Linked DNA regions of Homo sapiens: region 1 is linked to region 2. Evidence: chromatin contacts called from ENCODE Hi-C data. All regions are on one chromosome and are shown on one strand. The core of a region is the stretch at or near the end of the contact, and the rest is flanking DNA. Distances in the headings are between cores, read along the strand shown.

The links. A loop is a pair of places that touch in the nucleus more often than their neighbours do. Pooled maps may share reads with other maps.
Region 1: a loop to region 2 is called in a pooled map, with 2.8 times the contacts of the local background. The contact joins the promoter of SPRR4 here to the promoter of SMCP in region 2. A Hi-C loop is called at or near these places in 1 of 168 maps with a recorded cell type or tissue (HepG2) and 3 of 50 pooled maps.

The regions. Positions count from the first base shown.
Region 1 is chr1:152,968,672-152,972,121 of GRCh38, forward strand. It overlaps SPRR4 (small proline rich protein 4), which reads left to right and starts at 1,977. Exons shown (of 2, transcript NM_173080.3): 1 at 1,977-2,023; 2 at 3,200-3,450. The coding sequence starts at 3,220.
Region 2 is chr1:152,876,595-152,879,858 of GRCh38, forward strand. SMCP (sperm mitochondria associated cysteine rich protein) reads left to right here and starts at 1,728. Exons shown (of 2, transcript NM_030663.3): 1 at 1,728-1,852.

The DNA of each region.
Region 1 (3,450 bases), core at 727-3,226, 92 kb after region 2:
GTTTTATCACATGACAGAATGCTTCAAAACTAAGCAGGAGTCCTTTATTAATAAAATAAAAGGGCAATGATGAAATTGGGAAAAATAGGAGTAAAATTCATTGCAGTAAACCCACATGGGTGACTGGGACATGAGGGATGGAGCTGCCCATCTGTTCACAGGCAATACACACATACCAGTGCCTTCAAGGCACCAGGTATATGAAAAGCCTTGGTCTATGTCCATGCAAATCTGTCTTGCTGCGTAGTTTCCTTGTGGAGAGTTCATATCAGCAAGAGCACAGAGGACTGGGGGTATGTGGAAGTGAGGGCTGCAGGTGGAGATGGTGTTCTTCTTGGAGGTGGAATGCAGAACCAGAATCTGGAACCCAGAATATTACATTCTTAGTGTTGCTAGGCTTGGGAAGAGGAAGTGGGGGAGGTCTGGCCTGGAGGGGAAAATTAAGGGGCTGATTAAAGTGAGGCTGACCCTGAAAAATGAACAGTATTCCATCCACATAAGACAGAAAGCTCAGGAGACGTTATTAGTCATGGTCCCCACCCAATGACAGTGACTTGTCCACCATGGAGATGCTGACTGCGGTGATGGAGTGGAAATGAGCCCCAGGCCAGGCACCCACCCAGCTCCACCCTGAGCAGCTGCATGTGGTTGAGCAGGTCCTTTAACTTCTTTGGGCCAGCCTCTTTAAATTGTCAGTAAAATTGTCATGAGGATTAAATGAGGTGAGGGATTTGAAAAATGCTTTGGAAAGTACATTAAGGTATTCCTATCATTTCTCAGGCCATCCTACCCCTTCCTCTGGTGATGGCAGTGGTGAGCCCTTGCATGGCCTCTTGTTGGGCAGCATCCTGAGGTCGATCTTTGGGGTAGAGGGCTAGAGGTGGACCAGCTTCCCAGAGGCCCTGCCTTTCTCCATCCCAGGGCCTAGGAGGCTAAATGGAGGACCAGGGCTCCTTCCTGCCACCTAGATAAGGCCCTGAGTAGGATTGCTGTATTTAGCAAATAAAAATAGAGCCTGCCCAGTGAAATTTGAATTTCATATGAACTACAAGTAATTTTTGAGTATGTTTCCTGCAATATTTGGAATATACTTATACTTTTAAAATATTCTGTTATCTGAGATTCAAATTTAACTGAATGTCCTGTATTTTATGTGGCAAGTCTACCACAGGGGCCAATTCTATCCCATGTTCTGTAACCACCACGAATACTCCTCAGCACCCCAACTCCCAATGGGCAGATGGGGACAGCACCGCCGTGTGCTGGGGCACCATTCACATCATCTTCTACCTGTGCCCCAGAGAAGCCTCACAGAACACTTCGTGAACTGTCCCCCTGGAATAGGAAGGACACTTGCACTGTGTATTGAGGAAGGGGGATGAGTGGTACCTGGGGCTAGGCATTGAATCATCCAGATCTGAATTCAAATCCCATCTCTGCTGTTTAATCTTTCTCAGCCTCACTTTTTTCATCTGCAAAATGGTAACAACGACACTTTCCCTAGAGGGGCCATGAAGATGAAATGAAATAATAAGCATGACGGATGGTCCTGGTGCTAGCCTCACAGTGAGTGCTCAAGAAATGGCAGCAATTTGCAGAAAAAGGGATGTTCACATTTTTGTCAGAATTGCCCCAAACCCCATCCTCTCCCTCTTCCTCTTTTTTCTTCAATATTTCTTATAACTGTCTGTCTGCAAACAGCTCCTTCAATTTGTACTATATTTAAAAGATCTTGAATCCCTGAGTTTGAGCAAACACCTTTGGTGGGTTAAATCAGCTCAGGTGCAGAGACTTGGAATGCTGAAAATATATGGTGGGTGGCTTTCATCAAAACAGGTCAGCAAAGCAAGTCCCTGAAGGAAGTGCAGGTGGGAGAAGTGGGTGAGGAATTCCCTGGGAGGTGGTAATCAGGACCACACCAAGTGCCCAGGGCAGGTTGGGGGCCCTATAAAGGCTCCTGGAGTGGCTCTGCCTGTGGACAAGGGCTCAGCCTCCTCTCCTGGGGTCCAGCTTGTCGCCTCTGGTAAGTGAGAACTCATCTGTTCTCCTGGGATTTGTGGGGCGCTTTCCTTCTCCTTTAACTCCTTTGAGCCGCTAGGCCAAGATCCTCTTCCATCCTTGGGTAATCAGGGAAGTGACACAAGTCTTCTGACAATTGCGGAAATGGCACACTAATCGGTACTTAGAAAGTTTAATCTCCATTCCGCACCATTGCTCAGTATGACTTATTTTCTGATCATGGGTTTGACTCCCCAGAAAGAAGATTTTTATTGTTGAAGAAGGAGATATTTAGAGCTACAGGATTTTGTAGCAATTCCGAGCCCTGTTTAAAGGTTTCTCACACCCTATTCTGCATTTTGCTTACCAGTAAGCTTTAAACTTTTCTTCCAGGTGTATGCAAACAGGTATATTGAACATTTTATTCAATCCTATGCAGCTCTCATGCTTCCCTATTCTGATTGCCACCTCTTTACTTCCTGAGGCCTGCACTTCCCATCTATAATCATTAACTTAGACCATAAGGAACACTGCCTACAAAGATAGCCAGAGACCCTCATCAGAGCTGGGAAGGCTTCAGGGAACTTCCTGACCAGCATCCTTCTAATAAGGGTGCTGAGACCCACAGAAGGAAGGTTGCCCATGAAGTTAATGGCAGGATGGACCTAGAACCAATGTCTGAGCCTTCTTGGCTAGCGCTCTTTCCTTTGAACATCCTCCTGTCATCCTTTGGCTCCAGTGATCTATTTGGCTGGCCCTCAAGCTTCCCAGTTCTTTGTAGAGGGCTGGAACCACTATCCTGTAGCCACATAGGACTTGCCTTAGTCTCCCATGGTGAGTCAGGGGTGGAGCAGGGATTAGAGATCAGGCCTCTGCATTCTTATACACCCCTTCTCCAGCCCGATCTCTCACACACACACACACACACACACACACACACACACTCACACACACACCATGATGCTTACCTGTAAGACAGAGACTGTTTTTGTCCTCTCCTCATGCCCCTACATCCTTGCCCATTCTCATTGTCTGCATTATCAAAGGGAGCCAGTTGACATTGTCCAGATCTGTCAGCTAAGATGGCATGCTTTGACCTTGTAAAATGTCTGGGCTACTTTTTAACCATCTTTTTAAAAAGGGTGTTAAAAGGCTACTTTTTAACACCCTTCTCATGGTGTCCCTGCCCGGTTTCCTTTAGGCTCACCTGTTCCTAGAGCAATGTCTTCCCAGCAGCAGCAGCGGCAGCAGCAGCAGTGCCCACCCCAGAGGGCCCAGCAGCAGCAAGTGAAGCAGCCTTGTCAGCCACCCCCTGTTAAATGTCAAGAGACATGTGCACCCAAAACCAAGGATCCATGTGCTCCCCAGGTCAAGAAGCAATGCCCACCGAAAGGCACCATCATTCCAGCCCAGCAGAAGTGTCCCTCAGCCCAGCAAGCCTCCAAGAGCAAA
Region 2 (3,264 bases), core at 478-2,977:
ATATTTGTTGCCAGACTGTCATAGAAAAGCCAGTGTCTCATTGATCTTCTGGTTTGCATTCCTTTAGTTATGAATAAGCATTTCTTCATAGATTTGTTGGCCATTTCCACCTCTCTCTCTCACTCTACCTCTCTCTCCCTCTCCGTACTCTTCCTAGAAAGAACTTAATTCTTATAGATTAAGGCTTTGGTCCCAACTACAATGTTAGAGACTTTGGGAGATGTGAATAAGAGTAGACATTTTACTGAGAATAAATTTTAGAGATAACTATAAGCATGAAGACCTGAAGAAGACAAGTAAAAGAGAAATACTTGAATAGGCTATTATAGAATGAAAAGCACAATTCACATACTTCCCAAGAGTGCTACCCTTTGGCCGAGGTGGTTCTGTCCTGGACTTCAGACTTTAAAGAGTCCTTCTCTGGCTCTCCTCCAGCCATGACCCACCCCCATAGGATGATTCAATAGGTCCAGGGTACAGGCCCAGAGCTGCTGTCTCTCTCACTCCAGCTATCCAGGACCCCAGAAATCTCTGTCAACTGGCCCTGAGATCACCTTTATGTGTCTATCCTCTTGAAGACTCAAACAGCCAATACTGTGCTCACTTCTAGGTCTCAATGACCAAGAGAGGGGCAGTTTGAGAGATCCATGTATGAAAAGAACATGGACGGTATGGACTAGGATATTTACACTCATGCACGCCCGAGGTCCCTCGTGACACAAGATGAAGCCAGGGAGTAGGAAGAGAACCAGGGGTGAACCACAGGGGTCAGAAGCCTCTGTTTGTGCTCTTGCCTGGTGTCCTACAAATGTTTATGGCAGGCATGCTTCCCAGAAGAACAGAATTTCCTAGTCACTGTCCTCAAAGAGGCCATGCTACAGGAAGAAAAGGAAAGAGTAAACATAATGAAATGCTTCTCTCTTATCATTATTTTAGTCAATTCACTATTCAATTGATTCAGTTTCAGAATCTTTTATGTGCCAATTGCTCAGCCAGACACTGGGAATATCAAAGTGAATAAAATAGGGTCCTGGCCCCTAAGGCATCCCAGTTTCTCCCCTGTTTAAAACCTTTCAGTGGTTCCCATTGTCCTCAGGATAAAGTCCAAACTCTTTTTCTTATGGCATAAAGGTCCTCACCAACACAGCCTTACCTACCTAGGTAGGTGAATCTCCCCCTTCTCCTTACTCCCCACTCTGCTCCAGCCACACTGAGCTTTTCCACCAAATAGCCTATACTTTCACATTTCTGGATCTGAAAATGTCCTCCCAGACACACCCCTATGTCCAACTTCCTATTTCCAATTTCCAAGTCTCAGCTTAAATATCACTCCCTCCAGGAAGCATATCTGACCCCCAAACCTGACCCCTGTGCTTATCCTACCATCATTATTATCACATGGTATTGTTGGCTATTGACTTGCCTCCATATTGAATTAGATCTTTGAGAATGGGAACTACATCCCATTGAGCTACACTTCACTTTTTAGGACAGAGCCTGGTAGATAGGAGACAATCAATACAGATTTGTGTTTTAGGTTATTGCATGCTTATGGGTTAGCTAGGGAGCTTTCTTTTTATCTTTCAGGAAAGAAACCAAAGAGACAGACTCTCCAGCAGGCAGGGGGCGCCAGTGAGTGAGCTAGGCATAGAGTCTTGTGGAGAGAATTATGGTGTCATAGAGGCTTAGAATCTTGGCATTAGCAGGGAAGGGAACCCATCTGGTTCAGAAGGCTTTGGCTTCTGATAGTCATGGACTCACTAGGCTGCTGAGGAAGATCAATAATACCTACTGGAATCAGTCATGAGAAGTCAAGCATGGAAATTGTGAATTGTGTGTGTGGCCAGACCAGGTAACACAGAGAAACATTGTCTTTTGGGTCCTCTCTCCATGGCTTTTTCATGTGTTCATTAGTTCATTACGTATTTACCTACTGAGACCCATGCAATGCCATTCAGTGTGTTGGATGAGAGGATTCCAGGATTCATCCTATCTTTCAGGAAAAAGCTCCTGCTTCTATTTAAGAGGAAGACATGGGAGCCACTGGGGGTGGGGATAGTGAGAATGCCTGTGTTTATGGAACTAACAGACCACAAAAGTGAGACAATTGGGAAAATAATAACCACTATAAAAATGTAATGGGAAGTACAGGGGATCCAAGAAAGCCTTTCAGGGAGATGGAGGTTTTGGGTTAAGGAAGTTTTCCTCGAGGAGTGATGTGTAAGCAGAGACTTCAGGTTTGAACGATATTCAGTGAGCATGTGGGGACAGAGACCCAGGAAGGGTGGTTTAAGCTGGGAAAGAGCACATTCAAAGACCTGGAAAGAGGTGAGAAAATTCAGCAGGTGTCTGCTCTGAGCCAGTCTGGTGCCTGAGGGAACAGTGTTTGGACATGAGGCTGGGCCTGTGGGCAGAGGGAGAAGGTGCCTTGCCAGAGCCCTCCTGGTGGTTTGGGCTCTGTATCAATCCTCTCTGAATAGAGCAATAAGAGCTAGGAAGATGGCCCTGGCCTTGCACCACAAGTGTTTGACATGATTAGGCAGATTTCCTGAGGCAGGCTGTGCACAGCATGGTTGGGAAGGAAGGGAAATGGAGCTTGGAGAGAATATTTATTTATTTGTTTGTTTCTTTTTATTTATTTATTGAGATGGAGTCTCACTCTGTCACCCAGGCTGGAGTGCAGTGGTGAGGTCTCGGCTCACTGTAACTTCTACCTCCCGGATTCAAGTGATTCTCCTGCCTCAGCTTCCCAAGTAGCTGGTATTACAGGTGCACGCCACCACACCCAGCTAATTTTTGTATTTTCAGTAGAGATGGAGTTTTGCCATGTTGGCCAGGCTGGTCTCAAACTCCTGACCTCAAGTGATTCACCCGTCCCAGCCTCCCAAAGCGCTGGGACAACAGGTGTGAGCCATTGTGCCCGGCCAAGGAGAGAATCTTAAGAAGAAACTCTTGCAGGAGGCAGAGGGGTCCAGGAGGCAGGTTTGTTGGACAGGAGCCAGGGTTCTGAAAGTGGAGGATATAGATACTATTCACCAGGCAGAAGGAAGACAGTGGAGACAGCACTGGCTCAGAGGGGCAGGACCTGCATCCATGGGGGTGAGGTTGCAGAAGGACTTGATGTTGCCCTCCCTATGCTACAGTCAACAAGACTGGTTTCCAACCTGCTGTCCTTCTCTGATATTGCACAACCTCCACATTCAGGACCTATTCCCAGGATCTCACTATGGGGGACATGCTTGGAGTGGGGACATTGGTGGGACT